5 separate regions of the Mus musculus genome follow, and regions 2, 3, 4 and 5 are each linked to region 1. Evidence: chromatin loops called from intact Hi-C (ENCODE). Cell type or tissue: left cerebral cortex. All regions are shown on one strand. Region 1 has its middle 260 kb from the start of Gm6634. Region 2 has its middle 81 kb from the start of Gm23477. Region 3 has its middle 5.6 kb from the start of Gm23477. Region 4 has its middle 190 kb from the start of Gm23477. Region 5 has its middle 150 kb from the start of Gm6634.

What was found. A loop is a pair of places that touch in the nucleus more often than their neighbours do. Peaks named below come from ENCODE experiments on the same cell type or tissue, not always from the same donor. Only the 100,000 strongest peaks of a DNase experiment are listed, where the experiment ranks them.
Region 2: it touches region 1 in a loop (9-fold over the local background); 2 of 42 quality-filtered maps call a loop at or near these places.
Region 3: it touches region 1 in a loop (5-fold over the local background); 2 of 42 quality-filtered maps call a loop at or near these places.
Region 4: it touches region 1 in a loop (4-fold over the local background); 2 of 42 quality-filtered maps call a loop at or near these places.
Region 5: it touches region 1 in a loop (2.0-fold over the local background); 2 of 42 quality-filtered maps call a loop at or near these places.

Annotation. Positions count from the first base shown.
Region 1 is chr3:70,542,175-70,547,174 of GRCm38, forward strand. No RefSeq gene overlaps it. Among named protein-coding and RNA genes, the nearest start is that of Gm6634, 260 kb to the right of the region's middle. In left cerebral cortex, no CTCF peak of the experiment used is centred here; DNase peaks (open chromatin) are centred at 1,963 and 3,050; H3K27ac peaks cover 1,018 bases.
Region 2 is chr3:70,307,146-70,312,145 of GRCm38, forward strand. No RefSeq gene overlaps it. Among named protein-coding and RNA genes, the nearest start is that of Gm23477, 81 kb to the left of the region's middle. In left cerebral cortex, no CTCF peak of the experiment used is centred here; DNase peaks (open chromatin) are centred at 569, 1,013, 2,330, 4,106 and 1 more place; H3K27ac peaks cover 447 bases.
Region 3 is chr3:70,220,818-70,225,817 of GRCm38, forward strand. No RefSeq gene overlaps it. Among named protein-coding and RNA genes, the nearest start is that of Gm23477, 5.6 kb to the right of the region's middle. In left cerebral cortex, no CTCF peak of the experiment used is centred here; DNase peaks (open chromatin) are centred at 2,711, 3,075 and 4,232; H3K27ac peaks cover 1,117 bases.
Region 4 is chr3:70,420,171-70,425,170 of GRCm38, forward strand. No RefSeq gene overlaps it. Among named protein-coding and RNA genes, the nearest start is that of Gm23477, 190 kb to the left of the region's middle. In left cerebral cortex, no CTCF peak of the experiment used is centred here; DNase peaks (open chromatin) are centred at 2,065 and 2,691; H3K27ac peaks cover 953 bases.
Region 5 is chr3:70,956,556-70,961,555 of GRCm38, forward strand. No RefSeq gene overlaps it. Among named protein-coding and RNA genes, the nearest start is that of Gm6634, 150 kb to the left of the region's middle. In left cerebral cortex, no CTCF peak of the experiment used is centred here; DNase peaks (open chromatin) are centred at 2,954 and 3,266.

The DNA of each region.
Region 1 (5,000 bases):
AGACCCAGCTATACCACTCTTGGGAATATATCCAAAAGATGCCCCACCATGCCACAGGGGGTTCCACTATGTTCGTAGTGGCCTTATTTATGATAGCCAGAAGCTGGAAACAACCTAGATTTCCCACGACAGAAGAATGGATACAGAAAATGTGGTTCATTTACACAATGGAATACTACTCAGCTGTTAAGAACAAGGACATCCTGACTTTTGCAGGCAAATTCATGGAACTAGAAAATACCATTCTGAATTAGGTAACAGACCCAAAAGGTCATGCATGGTATGTACTCACTAATAAGTGGATATTAGCCAAAGAAAAAAGAAAAAAAATCCCATGCAGAATACACAAGATATAGTCCACAGAATTCAAAAGACTCAACAAGCTGAAGTGCCCAAGTGAGGATGCCTCAGTCCCACTTGGGAGAGAGAAGAAAGCAATCACAAGTAGGAAGGGAGGACAGGATGGACTTAGGAAGGAATGTGGACAGGGTTGGGGGGCAGTGGGGGGTAGAGGGAAACCTAATCTGGTATTGGGTGAGGGAAAAGGACTGAAGCCCTGAGGGCCACCAGAAAGAATGTAAACAGGCCACCTCAGGAAATGGGAGGTTGGGGGGAACTCCCAGAATGCACCAGATACCTGGGAGGTGAGAGACTCTCAGGACTCATAGGGAGAGCCCTTTGATGAAATGTCCAACAGTAGGGAGAGGGAACTTAGAGATCCCAACTTGAGCCTGCTTTCTTTGTGAACCAAAGGCTACCAGCCATTAGGCCACACAAATCACAATGGGCTGGCACTCTTCCATTATCACCAATTAAGAAAATACTCTAAAAGCCTGCCTACAGCCCAATCCTACAGAAACATTTTCTCAACTATGGCTTCTTCCTTTTGGATGACTTTAGATTGTATAAAACTGACACAAAACCAACCAGAAAAAATGACAATTTTATTAATTTTATATTAAAAATTAAGCAAAGAAAAGGTTGAGTTATAGCAAACCCAACTGACCTAGTTTTCCAAAATGCTTAAAAAGTAGATCAACATTATTTATATTTTGATCATCTAGACCATGATTAGTATTGACTTAAAATATATTTTCCTCAAGTGAAAATACATTTAATATTAAGGATAGAATTTTCTTAGGTAAAGAAAGAGCTCAGCAACATATTCACTATGTTAACAATATTTATTTTGAATGATCAAATTAATGGTAATCATAATTTCTATTTATTTCCTCTTTGCAGTACTATTTTCTCCACCGTGAAATTTTATTACTTTAACAAGAAATTCACACACATAAGCATAAACACACGCACACACACACACACACACACACACACACACACACACACACACCTACTTCCAACATTTCATCCTTGACTACCAATGCTCAAATTCAATTAAAAAGGATAATTTATTTCATTGAACAACTACTTACTGGTTCCCTGGTCCAGTGTGTTGGAGATTCTGCACTAGAAAAAGCAAATATTTGTTCTTGGATTCATGTAAATTTGGTAGGATGGATGATAATGATACATTTAATGAGAAAATAAAGTCATATTGAAAAAAGTAAACATTGAAGGGAACTGAACAGAGAATAGTCACAGGCAGACACTCTCCGGGTGTAGTAATCACTGAAGGCTTTTCACTGGTTTTTAAATGTATTCAGGGACTTAATTTTGAGCACTCTGTGTGTTGGAGAAGGGAGGAAGGAGGGAGGGAACAGTGGAGGGAGGAAAAGAGAAGAGGAAGAGGGAGAAGGAGAGGGAGAGGGAGAGGGAAAGAGGCTTCATGTATATGTTTATAGAGAGAGACTGTGGCTAATTTAGATTGAGCAAGTGAGAGTGGAAAAAGATGATTCACAGAAGTAGCCAGAATCCAGATCGTCACAGATATGGAATGCCATTTTTAGGTTTTGAGAGATAAGTGGAAACAATGTACTGTGGAAAATAGCCTGTCTCTGTGCAAGAATAGATGCAGATAGCACTCTAGGAGGTGGCAGCTATTATAAGGAAGAAGTAACCTATCTAGGCAGCAGAGTTGGGGAGAAAAGACAAATGGTGAGCCAGGAGATAAGGGTGGATGCTTTTAGTCAAGAATATTCCTAGCTTAAAGATCCTGAGTACCTTCCTAGCTTAAAACACTTAAAAGTAGATTGCTATTTTGATACTCCAAGGCTTATTGGTCTGTCTGGGATGCACTTAAAAGCAGGAAAAAAAAAAAAGCAGAAAATTTGTCTTTGGAGCCAAGTGGAAGAATACCATGATTTTGATGTGCACTTATTTGTACGTGTGGAATCATTCTCTTTGCATTTTTCTCTAAGGCAGTTTTGGGGATGGAATCCAGAGCTTTGTCCATACTAGGAAACTGTTCTGCCACTGAGTTACATCCGCAGCCTAGAACTAGTTTTTAAAGATATTTCAAAACAGATATTTATATTTATCATTTCTTTTTTCATGTGATTCCTGTGAGTCACAATCAACATTGACAATAATCTGAGCTATCTGTAAATTCCAGTGTGAGCCTGAGTCACTGTTCCTCAGCTGGGAATTTGCCTTTAGTGAAATGATATCACAATACAGGTTTGTACTTAATTGCAAACAAATCATCAATGGCATATAATGATCTATTGCAATCGTCAGACATAAAATTTAACACTAATGAAGTATTTCGGTGAAGCAGATCCTGATGTTAAGGTCAAAATTTACCAAAAGTTAAGATTTTTAGTTGGGACTTTATAGGATGACACCTAATTACCAACTTCATTGTTTTTTTTTTTTTTTTTTTTTTTTTTTTTTTGAATGATGCCTTTTGGCAGACACAGCTGAATCATAAAGTAATAAAATGAACTTTGAAGGCCAGCTGCAGCCTCAGCTCTTCCATGTAAGGTATAAAACATTTGTCATTTTCTTCCCACAAATATCTTTAAGATAATTGCTATTTTGGATGCAGGTTGTTGTGATAAATGACACCCTCTCCTCTTCCCTTCCTCTTCAGAAGAAAGAAGTATACTTGAGTGGCTATTTACAAAGCAGAAAGTAAAGTGACTTACATGGTTGTTTGCATTTTTTATGAGAAAAAAATTACTAAGACTTTGGCTGGCTTTTTTTAGTGTCTGCTTTTTGCTCCAATGGTGATTAGCATAGGAAATGATGTATGTAATCTTCATTCAGATTGTGTGTACATATGGTTCAGAACTAGAGACTGATAATCTGGAATGCAAATCATAGTGAGTGATTTGGTCTCTGCAAAAGTAATCTGCATAAAGTCAAAGGAATAGCAAGTTTGTAAAGTAGTTCAGTGAATATATATATATATATATATATATATATATATATATATATATACACACACACACACATATATATGTATATATATATTTGCTCTATATTTCAGAATTTCTTTTATTTAGGCTAAAATAATAAAAGCTTTATTTCTATTTTTTATTAAATAGCATCTTCTAGTAGTAAATTGTAGCAAAATATAGGGTTGCTATAAGTTTTTGAAATTATAATTACATTATTACTCCTTCCCTTCCCTCCTTCAAACACTCCTGTTAATGTTGTCAGTGTTCTCTTTCAAATTCAAGGACTCTTTTTCTGTAGTTGTTATCGTGTGTGTGTATGTGTGTGTGCGCGTGTGCACTTGCATGTGTCTTTGTGTATGATAATATATATATATTCCTAAATACATTAATACTTTTCATTCTCTAAAATGGTAACTGTTCACATATGATTTAAGGGTTGACCACTTATATTTGGATAACCATTTATGGGGCTCTTCTCAGCGTAATATTATTTTCTTCCTCTTCCATCATTCTATACTTGACCATAGATTTGTGTCTAGGATTTGAGTGCTTCCCCCCAATTGTGTCTTGGTGGCATTGTTGTTTAGACCTTCATTATGCAGCTATATTGATGAGGCTTTGTTGTGCCCACCTCGACCCGGCAAGGAAAATGCATCACGGTCGGTCAGATTCTTCTCAACAGCTTTATTCCAGGAATGCCTCGATGCTATGGAACCCCAGGAACCCAGGGAGGACTTATATACACCCCAGCACTGGGGAGGGCTATGTGTCCTCCTGGGATTGGTCAGTCTGCCGGTACCTTAATTTGCATGCACCCGCTTGGGAGGAGTTGGCGCCAGATTCCGGCTAGCACCTGCAGTGGTGTTGTTTACGGTGACGGTGTACTGGAGACCAGTGCCATCTTTTAGGCGTCGGCTGCCTACAAGGCTTCATGGTTACAGACTCACTCTGAGTTTTCTAAGAGGCACAATCTTGCAGCACACTCTCCATTTCTCTGACTCCTAATCATAATGTAAGAAAGAATGCAAGGTGCAAGATATTTATCAGAAAATGATCAGGACCATGGAGATAAATGTGGAGATACCCTCCCTTGCACAGCAGGCTTTTTCTCTGTGGCCCTTGTCTGTTTTTGTTTCCTTTGGCTTTATTTCAAATATCATTGACTCTATTGCAAACATGATTGTAACCCCATTTGGTAGTTTTGGTGTAATTTACGTTGAGTTACACAATAGCCTCAAGTGATTCATTTTGATTGAGTCACTTAGCATTATTTTCTCCAACAAGGAGAACCAAGGGTTTTGGCTTCTTGCTTTGTGGACATTTTTTCCCATTGATTTCAAATATTTCAGACATTCAACTATAAATGAATGTTATTTAGCATTAGCAGGGAAGTAGCTCTAATTGGCTCTCCTGATTGCTTCCAATTCTTTAAATCATCTGAATTTGGTCTGAGAATTGCTATCTCAATGGCAGTATTTACCATGATCTTTCTTGCTTTACTTTCCACATTTATCCAGCAACTTGCATGTGGCTTGGGCTTTCCTGCCAGAATCATAAAAAATAAGTACAAGTTCATATTCTGTATGAACTATACTCATACACTTGCTGTTAGTTGTGACAAAATGAATAATTTTTAAATCCTAGCTTTCTATGGTCCATGTTCCACAGATAATTTTTCCCTTGGAACTATGGAGC
Region 2 (5,000 bases), 240 kb before region 1:
GCCACCTCAAATAGTATAACTTCATTCTAACTATTTTTGTATACACATGAATCTAACACTATGATTTTGTGATAATGATTGCAGTCAGACATTGGAAGATTGAATGAAGTAATTTCCCATAACATGTTTTAAGGCTTTGTGGTATAATTTTAAATAAACCAGAATGATAGATCAAAAGAATGTGTTCATTTTATCCCCTTAATCACAGAGTGTATTTTATTATTGTGGCTGAGAATACAACATAACAATGTGGACCATATTTCATTAGAAAGTCGCTCAGGTTCCCAGAGTATTGTCTTGTAGTTGGCATTGCAACTGAGTATTTAATAATGTATTTTAATACTCTAGATGGCTAGTTATTTTGGCAAAAAAATGTCAGCGAATTTCATGCACATCACCTTATTATCTTATTTCTTTTATAAATTAAGCTTTCTTAGTGAGAAGTAATATTGTTTGGGTTAACTTCGTAATGAGTAGACATTCAGGAAGTTAACAGATGGTATTGTTGGCAAAGAGAGGCAAGCAGAGCCTGCCAATCCAGATCCAAAATAAGTCTGTATTCTAATAAGGAAAAATCCACTGTGGGGAAGGGTCCAAAATAACCAACTTGCTGCCAACAGGCTATCTGCTTTCCTTTGGATATGGGGACCTGCCTGAGGTTCAGAGATGGTGGCTTTTGCTATAAAATTGGGCATTCAATCCTGATGATAGCCAAATTTGTATTAGTGAGGAGTCCATTTGTTGAGTCTATTCAAAATCCCCTTACAGTGCCATGGCTGCAATTTAAATGAACATGTTATGTAAACATGCCTGGGATTTGGGGGAGGAAAATCAAGATTGACTGGCATCTACGTTTAGAACAAGTTGTCCCCTTGATTATTGAAAGCCTCATCTTTAGTGGGAACTTTTTACTGAACATTTGCATAGGACAAAAATAATCTCGAATTCTTAGTTAATTCTGGGAGGTTTATCCAAACCCCTTTGTCTCCAACCATCTGGTCAAACCATTAGTCATTGCCCTTCAATTGTTTCACATGCAATGTCTCCTTCCAGGAAAACTGGACCACAATATGTACCCTGCTAGTTCTGCCCACTAGGAGAATTATCTTTTATATTTTTCCCCAGCATCATTCCAATCAGGGTAGGAGATACAGGGCTATAGCAATTCACTTTGTACTAGTGCCAGCATGTTGGACAGTGCTCTTTTCGAACCAGCCTGGATAAGTTTTCTCTGTGATCAACTCCTGGCAAAAATCTTGCCATGTGGCCACAGGAATAGCACTTGGAGTTACCGACTTGCTTGCTCAGGTAAGCTCATCACTATGTCCCCAGGGACTGCACCTGCTGATGGAATATTAACAGATGTCCACAGCTTACTGATGTAAATGTTTAGTGCACAACAGGCAACTTAGGTATATTTGTTAAAGGCAAAGCTTTTGCCTCTAACAGATACCAATGTAAAGACACTGAAGGCAAATTTGCAGCCAAAGATGAGAAAATTCCTCTTTAATACTTGAGCTATAGTTTTCTATTACACCCCAATATTTATGATGATATCCAGTCAATAGCCAAGTGTTTCCATGGCAGTCAACATGGTGTTACCTTCCTGTTCATAAATAAGTACATAGCGTTACCAGCCCAGTTAACAGCATGAGGTTCCTAAGTCAGAAGTAAAGGCCCCTTGTGAGAGAGTCGAAACCCCTGTCTCTCACAGACAGCAGATAGTTGGTTTATATCAGAGATAGGAGACTAAAGGTATTTTGTTGGCCTATCTTACAATAGTAGATGAATTCTCGAATTCTGTATACAGTGAGTGAATAAAAGTCAAATATTTGTCTAATCAATATTTATGGAGCAGCAGGCAAATAAGGGCAGTGTTTAGTTCTTCCCCAGATGATAATAAATCTTGGATAAGTGCTGCAGTGGGAGAAGTTTCCGATTAGGCATGTAATAATCTTTGTCATTTAAAAAGATCTATCCACCTGGGAGACAATGTGAGCATGCTTTCTGGTTTCATAGCATATTTGTTCCAACTGTACATTTTGGAACTCGATTCAAAGCCAGAAAAATGGAAAGAAGGATTTTTTCCCATGTGGGAGCAATGGCATTTCTGGAACTGTGGGATCTTCTGGACCATGTCACTCACCATTAAGTATGCATATCCCGCCTCTTGAACCTAGTTGGGACTTGGTGACTGGTTGGAGAGCAGAATGGGGCAAAATGGCACTGCTTTAGGAAATATGGCTTCCTTCTGGCACTGTGTGCTTTCCTCAGAGTGCTTATGGTGATTGGCATGCAACCACCATGCTGTAAGGAAGCCCAGGCTGTACTCAGCAGTGACATGGATAGGTTCTGGCTAAGAGCTCCAGTTAAGGTGCCTGCCAACACTCTGTGTTGGTTGCCAGCTGTTCGAGTGAATGAGCCTAGAGACTACTCCAGGCCTCAGTCTTCAGGGCTAAGTGAAGAAGGGCAAGCTTTCCCTTCACATCCAGCCCAAGTAACAAATTTACCAGTACAACAATGTCCTTGTAGTGAGCTACGAGTGATGCCGTGTCACTGGAACTGATGTAATGAGGTCCCATAAGACACTTGAAGCAGTCGCTGAGCAGACTATATTAAAACATTGTCATGAAAACCAGACAATATTCTCTGCTTTGGAGGACTAAGTTTGAAGTTATTATCTAATGATCTCTGAGATATTTGTCTGTGTCTCTTTCCCCACTGAAAATTTTCCCCCGACTGGTTATTTGCTCAAGGTTTCTTTGGGAAGCTACAAAGGAAGATTTACAGTAGAAAATTTGATGTTCTTATAATATACTCTTCAATCATCCATGATGTCATCTCAGAAAAGTCACACTGATCTGTAAACTGTCTGAAGGGAACTTCTCAGTGGTCTCAGTGGTTAGCTACTCCCCAGGGAAGATTCTATAGATTGGACCATTTTGGTAGGCATGATTCTCCTCTTTATTAGCAGGACAGGGGTCTCATTTTTTTATGCCATTGTGTGTGTGTTTGTGTGTGTGTGTATGTGTGTCCTTTTTCCATTCAAGATCTCTAAAATTCTTCTTCTGTGATAACCCATTTAAAAGCATCAGATACATCACATTTCCAGCCAACAAAGAATGCCATCTAAGCACCTTTGAAAAATGCACTCATTTTCTCTAAGGAAATGCCAATTTCAGTGTTTCCATGAAGGGTGTACTTTCTCTGAAACAATATGACTTGGTTCTTTCAAGATACTGGGGCGATAAACACTCAGGTGCCTATGGTGCACACAATTCAGTTTTTCTAGTTCCCTAAGACTCTGAATTACTTTTAATCATACTAAGGTGTCTTTTCCCAGATATGAGACTACTGATGTTTCTACAATGTGAATTTGAGTAAAGATTACAAACAGTTGTGTTGCTAACATCTAAATGTCTAAAACTCTTATATTTTTGTAAACTTAAAAGAATTCGTGCAAGTTTCATGGACTTATATCCACATGACAAGGTCAAAAGGACTCCAGATAAGTACTTCTGTCAATCAATATCCTAAGCTAGCCAGCCTACCCTACTGCCTGTTCCTAAGAATGGGCTCCCTCTCTCTCCCCGTCTCCCTCTCCCTCTCCCTCTCCCTCTCCCTCTCCCTCTCCCTCTCCCTCTCCCTCTCCCTCTCCCTCTCCCTCTCCCTCTCCCTGTCCCTCTCCCTCTCCCTCTCCCTCTTCCTTCCCCTCCCCCTCCCCCCTCCCCTTCCCCCCTCTCATCTGTTGTCTGTCTGTCTGTCTGTCTATGCTTCTAGTGTTGAGACAACTTCCACAGCCTCAACTGTTAGGACCATTGGCCTGAATGGTTCAAGTATACACTCAAGATTTTTCCCCTAGGCTCCTTAACTTTACCTCCTGTCGCTAGTCTATATCTGTCCCAACAGATTTTCAATCAAAGACCATAAATTGTGAAAAAAAATAAGCTTGCCCCAGAGTTGCTGAAAACCCATATAACCTAGATACTTTTGATAGAATTTACAACCATCCAGAGCCTCTGACTTGAACCAGAACTTCTAGACTGCTTCAAAGTTGCAATTTCTAGATTACTTCAAATCTGCCTACACTTCACTAGCCCCAGATGGTCCCACAATATGTGGGTGGCAAGAAAGATGATCCTAGCTCAATTCCTCTCTGCCCTGCTACCCAGTCTTTAAATAGCATTCTAGCCTTCCTAAATCCTGACAATGACTACCTAATTTCAGTTAAAATACAGTTATAGAATAGATTAAGTGATTATCATGAACATAAAGACTAGAATGTCAAGTTCAAAAGAAACCTGGAACAAATGGCTAACTATTAGTATATGGCCTATTAGTATACTAAAGAGAATGCTGGTCTCCAGGTTCACTCAGTACCTGTGGCTCCTCTCAGCTCTTCACACCCTCCCTGCTGTCTGTCCTAAATTTCATAGTTCATAGGCTTCCCTTCCCCAGCTCCTGATTCCTATATAGCACTGCCATTTTTACCACGAGCCCTCTTGATCTTCTTCTTCCTTGGTTCCCTTTGCTGCCTTTCTCTTCCTCTCTTATCCCACCCTCTCCTCTCATGACCCAGTTCAGTATTCTGGTTATATTTAGTCTACCTACTCTCCCTGCACTAAACAATTCCAGATGCCTCTGGCTGTAATCTTCCTTATATCTACAGTAAAAACCATCTACTCAACCATTAAAAAAACCTTTTACCATTACTTAACCATGAATCGAGGTTTCATTCAACTAACCTGCTAAATATTGGATATCTTCTTAGCTGTTTATATATATGCCAACAATTTATGCCTAGTTATACCCATCATGAAAGACTTAGTTTATTTGATAATAGATTCTTTTCCTTCAAAGTTTACCATTAGAATCCATGATCATATATAAATTCATGCACACACACACACACACACACACACACACACACACACACATACACACACACAATTTTCATGGTTTCCCTTTTACTAGTAGAAACATTTAGAAGGTAAAATCGG
Region 3 (5,000 bases), 320 kb before region 1:
GTAGATGGTGTGCATTCTCTGAGTAAGAATCTTATTTGGGGAGTAAACTTGGATAGATGCTAGAATGTGCATATTTTACAGCATCATCTAGGTTCCCTCAGGCCATAAGACACTAAGGTGTAGAACTGATGAAATTCTTATACAATCATATTTAATTTTATTAAAAATTTTGAATATCTAGCAAATATATAAGCATGCATGGAAATAACTAGTTATAGAACTAAACTGAGCCTTCTACATAAAAATTTCGGGACATTATAGAGAAATGGTGAGTAAAAGGGTATTGAAAACCTAGTACTAATTAGATAATCTCAAAGGATAGGAAGAATTTGGAAGTGTGATAATAGCAACTTCATTGATTTACTATAACTCTTTTTTCATATATATGTATATATATATATGCATACACAAAATATATGTACAAATCTTCTTTCCTTTTAACATATAGCATAGGTAATTTATTCAAAATATCTTTGAGTGATATGTGGTTTAAATCAGCTCTTCTTTTTTCAATAAATTAAGCCATTAGATGCTTTTAGTTTATAAAAGAGAATTTCTTTGCAATATGATTATTTAGTATTTTGACACAGACTGTACCCAGCTCACACACATGTATCCAAAGCCTAAAAAATCAAAACCCATCTGAAATTTTGTGTTTTCCAAAAATTTGCTTCAGCCATTTAAAAGTGTTTTTCTTTTCTCCTTATTTTATATGTTTGAGTGTTTTGTCTGATGTATGTCTGTGTATCATGCATTTTCAGTACCCATGGGGACTGGAAAAAGGTATTAGATCCCTTGAGACTCAAGTAACAGATAGTTATGAGCCACATTTTGAGGGCTGGAACTCAAACCAGGGTTCTCTGGAAAAGAAACCAATACTCTTGAATGCTAAGTCCTCTTTCCAGTTCCCGCTTCAGCTACTTTTGATAAAAGTACATGAATATGATAGAATTATCATAGGAAAGATTGAACACAAGCTTAGCAATAAAATCTCCACATCTTCCGATTGTCAAATACAGACATACTGATTTTAAACAATTTATTTGAATGGAAATCCTTTACTGAATGGATTCAAAGCAGTGCATCTTAGACTTCCTATAAAGTGCTTTGGTTGATTTCTTCAGCGAGCAGACTACAGTGTGGGAATGAGTGGGGTGGGGGAAATGGGGTTGAGTCTTTGGAGGAATTATTCACATAGACAAAATCATCACGTATCTACTGTCAGCCCAGATACAGAGTTCAGATTAACCATAACTGGAAGGGAGAGCTGGGACTGTGGCTACATTATGCTTCTACAATTGAGAGCTTGCTCTTCATCCCACTTGATTTGGAAAGACGACTCTGAGGAGGATGGAGGCCGAGTGGCCGAGGCTAAAAGCCTAACTGGGAAGGAATTAGAATCAGTGTTAGATACTCTCCCTCATCTAACTGGTATATGACATTTTTGGAAATTTTCTTCCACCAGTTTTCAAATAGAACTATGGCCAGAGGGTCCATAGATGTTTTACTTGAAAAGAAAACAGGATGACTGTCTTTAGTATTAACTAATTTGCTACCGCAATTTTTTTTTTGCAGTATAGTGGAGTTAATGCTTGTGTTTCTTAATACCAACAATAGATTTGTGTGTTTGTTTGCATGTGTAAATATCAAGTATTTTTATCCTAAAATAGAAAAATAACACCATTTTTATTAACTTAAGTCTAAAATTCATGGAGGCTTATGAGAGATTTGTCAGTGGTTAGAGCACTTACTGTCTGAGGGAGCAACAGAGTGTGCTTCCCAGCACCTACATCGGGAGGCCCACAGTTCTAGTTCCAGAGGATCTGGATATCCTCTTCTCTCCTACCTAGGCGCCCTCACACACACACACACACACACACACACACACACACATATATATATATATATATATATATATATATATATATACACACACACACACACATACATACACACACACACACACAAAGAGAGAAAAAGAGAGGCAACTACCTATGAATGAAAAAACAGTATGAGAATAAAATTCTTGCCTCTTTCAGTCTCTTCCTTGACACAATTTTTTTTTTTCATTCTACTTCCAGTATCGGAAGACAGGGTATTTAAGAAAATTCTTATTTATTTTATTATTTTATAAACAAAAGCCTAACATTACTACTGAAGTATAATTAAAAGCACTATTAATACAATGAAGATGAAGACTTCCCTCTGGAGATCGGTTTAGCTAGCTTTCAAATACATTTATTCAAGAGAGGCATTACTATTATGGTAGTTCATCCCTCTTTTTATAGCAAGCCCCGTGGCTGTGTCATCCCCCGTGGTCTATTAATCTCTTACTGCATTACCCTGAAATTGTGTTGGTTATAAGTAATCATAAACTGCCAGCTTTGAAACTCTAACATTTGTTAGCTTCACAGGCAGGAAAAAACCAGTGATAAGTGAGGTTGTTAAAAAGTCAAATTAAATGTTAATTGATGCAAGGGCACAAAGCTTTAAGGCACTTAAGAGTTTATATGTAGGCACTACATTTATTAGACCTGACAAATTGTTCTGAAGACTTTCCGTAGTAGACATTTGCGTTTATATATTTTTTTTTTGTACCACTCTTCTCAACTTGATCCTGACAATTCAAAACCAGTCTGAATACTGCTTTTGTTAGAGGTTTACATAGTTTCATATGAAGCCACAGGCAAGATTCTAACTCCATCCTATATATTTACAATGTTTTATATTTAAGCGGTGTGGTGATCTAAGAAAAGAATCAAAGAACAGACTATCTTAGAAATTTGCATAAAGAGAAAAGGACACACATACTCTTGGGGAATTAAAGAGAAGGTTCTTTCTTAATCATCTCATACATTTAAATTACTCAGATTTGCATAAATGCTGAAGTGTGAATTGTTGCTTTTTTTTTTTTAAATCCAATTCCTTTTCAGACCATTGCTAATTATTCTTGGCTAATGTGGTAAAGTTAAAGGCACAGAGAATCACTGATAACTGCTTGGCTTTCTCTTCCCCAGTGCTGACAGTAGGCTGGCAACACAGATCCCCTGTCTGATAGACAAGGCAGAAGTGGGCTGCGATGGTGCTGTTGAGACAGCTGGCTTTCTTGCGTCTTTGGATGCTCATATACTGAAAAAATAGGAAAGTATGTGTGTAGCTCAAAAAGGATCATGTTTTATAGAAATGGCTCACTTATCACCAAATTTTGCTGGATTTTTTCCTTATCAGTAGAACTGGCCTAGAACCAGTTAAAAACTGGATTCTGTTTGGTACTTTTAAATATCTCACATTTCCCACAAATTTGTTGCTTATGAAGTAATGGCAAATACAGTAACAAACAAGGGGTCAAGACCATCTGAAGTGCTCTTAGGTGATCTTGATTCATATTGGATATGGAATTTTCTGTGGTCACAAATATGAAAATTCCCAGCACATTCATGTGTAGGGTGTGTGTGTGTGTGTGTGTGTGTGTGTGTGTGTGTGTTGTGTGTTGGGGGTAGAATGTTCTTTTCTGAATCTGCCCCAATTTATAGAATTTCTCAGATTGCGATTGCGATTTTTCTCAACTGTGCTGTGGATTCTGACACTCCCTTCTGACATGCCGTTGGAGCAGCCTTGTTTTCTTGATTACAATGTATTAGAATTTTCTTGATTACAAGGTATTAGAATTAGGACTCCAGCGAAGCATTAGCATTGCTGGAAGGAAGTATGAAAAGCATCTGTCTGCTAGAAATATACGTGTATTTGGATGCGAACCTTGTCAAACAAAATTTAACAGACATTATTGCATGTCCACATTGTTCTTTATTGAGTAGAATACACACAGAAAGCTATAATACAGTTGGTAGCCATTAGGCTCTAGAAGCCTACTCAAAAAGGGTGGTAAATGGAGCAATGGTGCCATTGTGTCTCATTATTCAGAATATTCAGCAGAAAGGCCAAGCTTATCAATCTAGATGTCCATGAATCTAAAAGTGCCACAGACAGAATTTAATTTGGTCAGCAGTAGCTGCTGTAACAAATATTTCCCCAACGGTGTAACAGAAGCAATGCTTACATATAGCTTACAAAACCATACTGCTTGAATTTCTGGCTCTCCAAGTAGTGATGCTGGCAGGGACCAAGACTCCTCACATCTTACGACTCCATCTCATGTCTGCACATGCTTTCCAGGATTATTATGGTTTTTCTAATTTGAGCTTCGGAAGAGTGTGGTGGCTCTTCCAGAGGAAGTGTAGAGTGGCGCAGTCACACATCAGTGCTGCCTGCCCTCTTTTGGAGAAAATATTCTACAGCTTGCTTCACTGAGGCTGAGAGAACTGATCCAGCTATGAGTTCAGGAGTAGAGGCATGTGGATGGTGTGTGCCAGCCAGTCTTTACCACACGGTGCTATTTTGGTTTTTATCTCCGTGTGAATATCTATAAAAAGTTAGTTTATAATAATCTTCAAGAGGCAAATATGTTCTAGAAAAAGTACCTATTTTTTTTAAGAGAACAAAGTTTTCATTATTAGTATGTGTATTGGGATTTGAAGATATGTGTGCATGAGAGGCCAGAGGAGGGAGTGCTATCCTCTGCAGCTGGAGTCACAGGTGACTTCAGCTGTCTGACATGGTTCTGGGAGACATATTTGAGTCCTCTGCAAAAGCAGAACTTGCTCTTAACCACTGAACCATCTCTCCAGACCAATGTCATTTTAAAAATTAATTTTTCTTTAGTTTCAATATTATTCAACAAAGTGATAGGACCTTATACCTTATCTTAATATTACATTATACAGTGTGATAAAATAAGAAATTTACGTCTCATCTAGGCTTGATTTCCTAAGTCAAAGCTTTTTACATCCTTGTAGCTGGGTGCTGGCAGGTTCCTTTGTTGTAAGTTTGGTCTTCAATTCTGATTTCTGGCATAGGAAAGAGCTTTATAATTTCTTGAGTGATAGAAGCTTGCAAGACAGAGCTTCCAAATTCACTGAAATTTCTTTGATGACAGAAACATC
Region 4 (5,000 bases), 120 kb before region 1:
CACTACCAAGCTCTGTTGCTAGTACAAGGTTCAGCCTTGGCCACCTCTTGACCATAGGCTTACCCAGAGGAAACACTTTGATCCTGAGTCAGTGATGTTGGTCTCGATTATAGCCAGTTCCCTAGTTCCAGCTGACCAGCATCTAGTGTCCAAGAAAAGCAAAGTCTTTACTTCAGTGGTGGGTGTTGGTCTTGTTAATTATAATTATTTCTTTAGCCTCATTTGCTCAGACACCACAGAGTCTTAACACAAAATATCACTTAAGTAACTCTGATTGTCTTTGCTTCCTGCTGAAACTTCACAAGCGAGGTCTCCCTTCTCTATACTTCTCTCTGAGTTCCCAAAAAACAGGCCACTGAGCTATGAGCACTCCATCTGTTTTCAAGTTCAAAATTCAAATGTTCCAATGATTCTCTCAAAAACACGTGATCAGGTCCATCACTGTGATCTCTCATGACCTGGTATCTGTTTCTATCTTGGTGAGGATTTCTATTGTTGTGAGAAAATACCATGGCCAAAAGCAACTTGGAAAGGAAATGGTTTATTCAGCTAACACCTCCACATGAGAAGAAAGCTGGATTGGGTACCTAGAGGCAAGAGCTGATGTAAAAGCCAGGAAGGGATGCTTATAACTAGCTTATAACTAGCTTGAACCTCCTCATGACTTGCTCAGCCTGCTTTCTTACAGGCTTTCATATAGCATCTTACAGCACCAGCCCAAGGGTGTACCATTCAGAACAACCAGGGCCTTCCCACATCAGTTATCTATCAAGAAAATGCACCACAGGCTTACAAAGGATAGTCTAGTGGGTGAACATTTTTACAAAATGACTCCAACTTATGTCACATTGACATAAACTAACTAGCACATGTGGTATATGTGAATAGAAAAAAATGGAATCAATAACGTGTGAAATAAAATTTAAAGAAGAGTTCATTGAGCTAAATGAAAAATTATACTTCCTAAAGTGACATGTGACAGCACCTTTGGCAGTTGCCTATGTCAAATTATTGTCTTTGGGGAACAGGATAATCTTTGTGACAAGCGTTACTAGCTTCAGAAGCAGATGAAAAAATTTCTACAACTCATTTTGTTTTCTGACTTTGTAAGTGAGTAATATCTCTGCCTTACCTATGGTGGGTATCAAAATAGAAAACGTCTAAAGAAAGTGCAACAACTTCTTAAAAATAAAAATGTGGCATTGATGTCTTCAATCAACATATCTTTTGGGTTACTTCATCCAAAAGATTTACTGATACATAAGAAATGAACAAAAATGAAAACTGTAAATATGTTTTTGATTAGCAACAATTGACAAAAGGCAAAGCCATTATAGGTAGAATGTTTTCATACTTAGGAATCATTGGCCACATATACATATTTCACACCTTGCCATTACCTCAAATATCTCTTTTGCTGGAAAACTGATTTGTTGGGTTTTAGTACCCGCTTCCTGGGACAGGTGTTCACCAGGTACTTTCTTATTATGGACTGTGTTTGAATTACAAACAATATCTTCCTTAAGACTCTTAGAAAAGGAGACTTTCTGTGTGACACAGTCTGAGGGCTTCCTTGCTGGGCCTTCCCTGTTCCTCTTTCAGTATCTCAGTCCCTCACTCTCTTCTCTTTTCCCACCTTCCTGTCTTCTTAGATCCACTCTTCCTCCTTTCTTTCACTCTTTTCTCTAAAGTGGACATCTTGTACAGAGATGTTCCTTTTCCTTTCTAGCAGAGTGACATATTTAAAAATACTTTATTTACTTTTTATTATTTATCATTTTCTGGGCTTACATAACAAGAGAGACCTTCAAAGTATTAACCTGACCCATATACAAGCCCATTTTACTTTTACATTAAGCTAGCTGAATTAATAAATGTGACGAGAAGATAAGGCATAGATGTTAGTAGTGTTTTATCCTCTGGAAAATCCTCAACAATAAGTTGCATTGAAATCTGGAGTGTGAGGTAAATCAGAAAACTTAGAGCTTTATAGTTCAGCCTCCAAGATGCATATGAAGCAATTGCAGCTATAAGTGATACCATCTTCAGAGTGCAGCAGGAACAAGTTGAACATTTTCTATTTTCTCCTTGGCTGGATACCAGCTGCCAGGTTTTGCCTTTTAAAAACTCTAAAGAAAAAAGACTGTTTTATAGAATTTAGGAAACTAAGTGATTTTTCTTTATTGCAAGGAAAGGAAATATTTATTATATATCATGATGTGGTGGGTGGAGGAATTAGTTTAAAAAAAAAAAACCACAAATTTCTTTGAAGAATAGAGATGTAAGAATATTAAGGGCAAAACCAGAGTTAGATCTCAGGGGAACTTCCAAGGGGTGCTATTCTACCCTTTCATATGACTTGGAGGTATTATTGTTATTAAGGTATTAATTTTACTATAATGCTAATAGCTCAGAATATAATATAGCAAATCCTTTTGAGAGTGTGTGTGAGGTCAGTGGACTAAAACTTGCAGTTCTTTTACAATGATTCTGACAAGCAGTGGGAAACCTTTCCTGTTCAAATATATTTCTGACTATTGTTTATCACTAATTCCACTTAAAATTTTACTCTTGGACAGGGGAGAAAGCCAAATATGTCAAAGGACTGCTTTAAATCCCCCAGAACTCATGTATAAAAAGCTAACTAAATGTGGCTACACGTGTCTGTGAGTCAAGTCCAAGCCCGTGGGCTGTGGAGAAGGGACAGGAAGATGAATGAGCTCACTGGTAAGCTGGCCTCTTCGCTTGGTGTGTCCCAGATTTAGTGACAACTTTGTGTCAGAAAAGAAGGAGAATGAATGCCTGAGGAAGTTACCTTATATTGACCTATGGCCTCTGCATATATGCATATAAACATGCATGCATGCATACACATGCATTACACATAAAGCCATATGCACACAAAATTCATAATTTCACATGCTTATTTAAATGAATACCCTGGCATATCAATTTAACAATGGAACACCATGTACTGTTATCCTTGAAGCATAACTTCCAGTGTCAACTCCAAAGTGTGCTTCACTTTAGTAGATTCCAGAGAACTATGGGATTTCTCCCCAGCATTTTTGTTTCAGGAGTCACAGAATGTTACTATGTATCACTTCTGTGACTTCAAATTCTCTGCTGTTCTGGGCATGTTGTCTTTTGAGCTTATTTTGATGTTGTCAGTGAAAGGTCCTGGAAGAAGAAATTTAGCTTCCATTACAGAATTACAGAGTTGTTCCTCAGCAAAGAATGTTTAGCAGTAATTTGACCTTCGTCTCTTTACCAGCTGATCATGTGAATCAGAACAGGTTTCTGCAAGGTTATTATCAAGTTTGAAGTGTTATATTTACACTGTTAACCTCCTTGTAACAATTAAGGTTTTAAGTATGAAAGACTTTCATAAAGATTCTTTCACTGGTCATTGTGAGAGAGCCCTAAATAGGGCTAATAGCTCCCCTTTTTGTTGTTTTTGCCCTTTAAAGACATCTCTCCTCTTTCTGGTTACATCATAACATTCATACACATATCTATTGTCTAATCTATTAATCACAGATATGACTATACTCATGACCTGGCATATTTACTCTCTGTAATGCAATTTTGCTAAGAGAGTAAAATATAGTAAAGAGCTGACATGAAAGCATAGCACTATGTATGGGCTATAACTTTGGTATTCTTAGTAACTTGAGGTGGTATGATAGAGTCATCGCTATCTGTAAGAGAATAAAGGCCAATGTGGGGTCCAACTTCTTTTTCCATGTATCCTGTTATCTTCTTCCCAAATGATGGATCCTGAAAGAACTTTATCTCTTTGTCTGTATAGTCCCTGGGACTCCCACAGCTCTCTATGCAATAATTTCTATACTGTAGTTTGGTCCTTAGTGCATTGATTTTCATACCAAATCCAATTCATAACACTCTAGTCCTGCTGGAGTAAGCATTTCTTATTTCCTGATTTTCTTATTTTCCTGACACAAACTTAGATAAAAAGGAGAAATTTAATAAGAAATTGTGTGACATTACACCATATTTTTTCAAATTCAGATTGTCCTTAGGTGTTACTTTTAAGAGGATTCTGAAACACACAATGTCCACTTAGATTAGAACAGGGTTACAGTAACCCCTGCTAGATCAATGTAGTAGTACACTACACATTCATAATTGCAATCTCATTTGTTGAATTTATTTCATAATGTTCAGGTATTATGGTGATTATTTTGAGTTTTTTTCTACATGAAATTAAAATTAAAATCTGTTTAAAGTTCTAACATATCAACATTAGTAGGCACATCATATTGTCCAACATTCCTTCACTCTACTCTATGATTTTAAAGTATTACAGAACAACAGTGAATGCATTAATTATTCTATTGTGTTGTTAGTTGAACAATAGAATTTTTAAAATTGTGGGCCATCAGTAAGTTCTGGTGTGTCTCTGTACATACAGCAAAGGGCAGATGGGGCAGTTGCTGTTGCTCTTGTGCAAACAGCACCTGGCAAGCCTTCTCATATGGTTGCTGCCTGAAGGTTTTATCCTCAGTACAAGTATTGGGCCTTTGGAACCTGACAGGGCCATAATGGCTCTAGCCTTATTGGTACATTACTTCATTGCTAACTTCATCTCTATGGTGGTTTGAATAGGTCTGCCCCCCCACAGACTCATGTATGTGAGTGCCTGGCCCACAGGGAGTGACATTATTAGGAGGTGTGGTCTTGCAGGAATAGGCGTGGTCTTGTTGGAGGAAGTATGTTATTGTGACAGAAGACTTTGGGGTCTCTATGCTCAAGCTTTGCCCAGTATGGCAGAGTCTCCTGTTGCCTGTGGATCAAGATGTAACTCTCTCAGCTCCTTTTTTAGTACCATGTCTGCTTGTATACTGCCATGTCCTGCCATGATGATAATGGACAAAACTTATGAAACTGTAAGCTAGCCCCAATTAAATGTTTTCCTTTATAAGAACTGTCATAGCATATCCGGGGATCCATCCCATAATCAGCTTCCAAATGCTGAC
Region 5 (5,000 bases), 410 kb after region 1:
TATTATACTTCAAAGTTGCCCCCTCTGTTCTATCTTCTGGATTATTTTAAGTAAATATTCCACAGTGATTTATTTTCATTTCATCATAATCTATTATAGTTATTTCTTTTATTTTTGAGAATATGACATAATTTCATAATTTCCCCTTCCCTCTCCCACAATCCTGCAGCAGTCTCTTGCTTGCTCTCTCTCAATATCAATCCTCTTAATTAATTGTTAGACCAAAAGAATCAGGGAGTCTGTTGTGAAACTTTGTCTCCTAGTAATGTCAGAAGGTATGACCATAAAATCTCACCTACATGCCAGTTTAAACATCAGCCAAAGAAGGAGAACAACAGTAGAAAGCCCAGCACTTCTCCCTACACAAATAGCCACAGACAACTAAGAAATGCTGAGATTGGGAGATGTACTCTTACTCAAGGAAGAGTACAGTATTCTTTGTTAGATACCAAATGAACAGCACAGAAATTTATTTTATCAAACAGTAATCATTACTATACTCTGTTTTGAAAAAACAAAAACAAAAACAAACAACAACAACAACAAAAACCAAAAACCAAAAACCAAAAACCAAAAACAAAATAATACAGAAAGAAGGATGCTGCCCCCAAATAGGTTGTATATTAATGTGGCTATTAAATCACATCTCAAGAATATTCTAGTCAGATTTATTTAGCTTCTCATAATATCTAGTTTCCTTTATTATAGGGAATACAAGATCAGTAAGAGAAAAAGATCAACTACTCATGATCATTGCTATAAGTTGAAAAAATTAATTTCATCAAATGAATGTATTCTGAGAAATACAAAATCTGTAAGAGAGGTATATGAGCTTGGAACCTGTTTGGTTATGATAGTCAGTCCTGGGTTTAGATGATCCTGTGTAGCCTCATAAACACTGAGCTTGAGAAAACAGGCTGAAACTGGCATTTCCATTCTATTGATAAAGAAAATGAGATTTATACAAAGTGACTCCTCCTCAGACATGTATCAGCTCCTGACAGAACTGAGATCAATAGGAGGCCTGCTGAGAAATAGAAGCCAAGCCAGCACCCATTACCACATAATTAATATGCACCATCTGGGCTTCATAGTTTCCTTCTCAGGGATAAAATGGGAAGCCCAGGCATTACTAAGCAGACTACACCACAGCTGCAGGCAGTACAATGAGCAGCTGTGAGCAATGTGCTTTTTATGAAACCATACAGATGTTCTACATTACAAATATTGCTGAGACAAAAAATGGCATTTTTAAAAAGAGGAATTACAAAGATAATACTTGACAGTGACAGACAATGGATATGGTTTCATGAAATATAAATCATTTTGTCTCCCATGCATTACTTAGTATGCTTTATAAAATATAGATTTCTTAAGCCTAATGCAAATAGAATAAATTCAAATTAACCACTGGAAAATGTCCTTTACTTTTCTTGTCTCTAATCATTAGAAAATTGATTGATATCAGATAAGCACTGCAAATACTTCTAATGTTTCCAATTAAATCAAATTGAAGTCAATTTATAATAAATTAAATTTAATTAAAACCTTAATTGTGTTTAAGGTTGTAATTTGAGTTATGCTACAACACAGTTCCCCTAAGGAACTTCGTGTTCTCCTTGTATTCATTAATTACAAATTTTGCATAGTTTCACGTGCTCAAATATGATAGTGTAAGTTGGCTCTTACCTTTGTCCTCAGGTACACAAATAACTACTATGTTCATATTATTATGCTAAGGAAAGTGAAAAGGTAGCCTTTGAAGATTTTGAAAGTGAGCAAGATAATTACAGATGATATACATGTGGATGTATAGTTTTTACTTGATGCTTTCAATGTATTAAACAATTAGTCCATAATAAGAGATTATCAGTAGTTTTCAAGTCATCGATACATTCATTAGATATCTTCAGCATTATTATAGGGTATTGAATTCTTCTGAGGCTTAATTCAAATAAGTCTCCCATGAAATAATGGGACAGAATGGGTCTTTAAGCCCATGTGTAGTGATCCCTGTGTACTGAATTGTATGTAAACACAGTGTTGTGCCAGAAACTGTTTCTGAACCCTAAAAAGAGCACCAAGGATCCAAATCTGATGTAATTGCATTAGGGTCTTTTATTGAAGGTCGAGCTGGGGCCATACCACCAATTCTGACACAGGAGAATGGGAAGGGGTCCCAAGCCCAGTTTCAGGAGAGTATTTATAGAGGCAAGAAGTGGGTATCTAATCTGCTACATATCTGAATGGGTGTGGGTGGCATGATATTCTTTAACCTAACTGCTTGGTGCTGGGAGCCAAACCATAAGCTTCTGTTTTCCTCCTGATCCATGGTTCTTAGGACGTGAAGTATTAGGGGTAGGCTTGGAACCTGGAGGTACAGATTTGTTGGGGAATAACCGGAAAACTGGTTCTGGACATAGGATTTTTTGGGAGGTAACCTGGAAACTGGTGCTAGGTACTGGCCTGTTAGTCAACTTGAGTTCAATCTTAGGCCAGTTTCCCTAAAAAGGAGTCTGAACCCAAAAGATTTGGTCTCACAAACAGAAGAGCTTGATGGTATGGCTTAGTCATGGGTCCTCTGCAACTATGTGTGTATATGTGTTTGTGTGTGTGTGGTGTATGCGCACGCATATATACATATACACATTACATATGCATAATATACATATATGTTTATGGAAATTTCTTAAAATTTACTTTTTATGGTAAAACATTTAAATTCCTTTTTTCCCTAGCCTCCAGTTTTAAGAACAACATATTATATATAGTTAAGCTTCTATGGGACAATGTAACAAAAAAAAGTATCTGTCTCTTCCATCCAAATATTACTTACCACTCTATAATCTACATTTTCTGATGACTTCCTATCCCCCCAGCCTCTACTTGTCATTCTACTCTCAGCCTCTCTAAGACCAGCTTTTATAGATGCCACATAAAAGTGTGATCGTATGGTACTTATCGTTCTGTGTCAAGCTTGTTTTACTTAGTTGGCTTCTCACATCTATAAAAGATGTTGGAAATGACAGGATCTAACTTTTAAATCATAATTCATAACTTTATTACACAGAATTTAATTATGCTTTCTGTTAAACTTTTAGAGATAGTCTCGAAAATGAATATGATTCTATTTCCATATTTCTTACTGCTTCTTGATTCTTTTTATAATCTTTGCATCCATATCACAGCACCCTTTTCTCCTGGTTTCCACCTCACACAGCCCCTATCCTGTAACACCTCCTCTTCTCTGAAAAGTGGGAGGCTCTCCTGGGTGTCACCCCACCCTGGCACATCAAGTCACTTCAGGCACATCCTCTCCCATTGAGGCCAGACAAGGTTGCTCATGTAGGAGATCTGAATCCTCAGGCAGGCAAATGATTTAGAAACAGTCCCTGCGCTAGTTGTTGGGGGACCTGCATAAAGACTAAGCTGGATATCTGTTACATATTTGCAGGGGGCCCTCAGTCCATTCCATGTATGCTTTTTGGCTGGTGGTTAAGTTTCGGGGAGCCCTCCAAGGTCCACATTAGTTGATTCTGTTATTCTTCCTGTGGGGATCCTATCCCCTCAAGATCCCTCAATCCTTTGGCCAACTCTTCCAGAAGCGTCCCCATGCTCTTTTCAATCTTTGGTTGTGGGTCTGTACATCTGTTTCAGTAAACTGCTGGCTGGAGTCTCTCAGAGGTTAGCTATATTAGGCTCCTGTCTGCAAGCATAGTAGAGTATCATAAACAGTGTCAGGGACTGGTTCTTGTTCATGGGGATAGGTCTCAAGTTAGAACAGTCATTGGTTACCCTCAACCTCTGCTTCATTTTTGATCCAGCTTTTCTTGTAGGCAGGACAAGTTGGGGCTAAAAGTTTTGTAGGTGGGCTGGTGCCCCCAACCTTCCAGTGGAGGTCAGGAGGTGGCCACTTCAGGTTCCACACTCCCTACTGCTAGGAGTCCAATAAGGCCATCCTCTGCTACATATGCAGCTGGAGCCATGGGCCCCTCCATGTGTACTCTCTGGTTGGTGGTTTAGTCCCTGGGAGTTCTGAGGTTAGTGGTTGGTTCATATTGTAGTTCCTCCTGTGGGGCTGCAAGCTCCTTCAATTCCTTTGGTCCTTTCTCTAGCTCCTCCATTGGTGACCTTGTGCTCAGTCTAATGGTTGGCTGAGAGCATCCACCTCTGAATATGTCAGGCACTGGCAAAGCCTCTCAGGAGACAGCTATATCAGGCTCCTGTAAGGAGAAATATTTATCTTGGTCTTCATTTGGGTATATATTGATAAGATAAATTCATTAAAACTATTTGTGCATGAAAATTGAAAATATCTGTCAATATGAAAAAGTTACAAGAAATTTCACCAACAAGTTCTAGATTTTTTAAGATTTACTTTTATATTATATATATGAGTACACTATAGCTATCTTCAGACACATTAGAAGGGAGTGTCAATCACATTGCAGATGGTTGTGAGCCACCATGTGGTTGCTGGTAATTGAACTCAGGACTTTGAAAGAGCAGTCAGTGCTCTTAACCGCTAAGCTACCTCTCCAGCCCAAGTTTTAGATTCTAAGCATAAACATTTTGAAATAAATCGACTCTTTAAAATAGTCATATGGAATATTATTGACTTGGAAATCACATGGTAAAGTAGCAAGGAGTTTTATTTAAACTATGATTAATTGTTTGATTTAGCTACATCAATTAAATTGTTTTGAGCAACAATCCAACTGAATAAGAAATTTCTCTTTTTCTTTAGGCCACTGATATATCATTTCACACTTGCCATCATTGAACTGGTATGACATTCTGAGCATTGTATGTCATTCATCATAATCCAAATTGAAAGTCTATAGGTGACATAAAGGTATTTTGTGAAGAAGAATGTACAAAAGATAGTAAGGCCTCAAATTTACCATGTTTGCTTTAAAATGTAGACATTTAACCCAAATAGCTACAGGCAACGTATGAAAGCTTGGAGTAGAGCAGGAAAAATAGTCTTCTATGGGGAA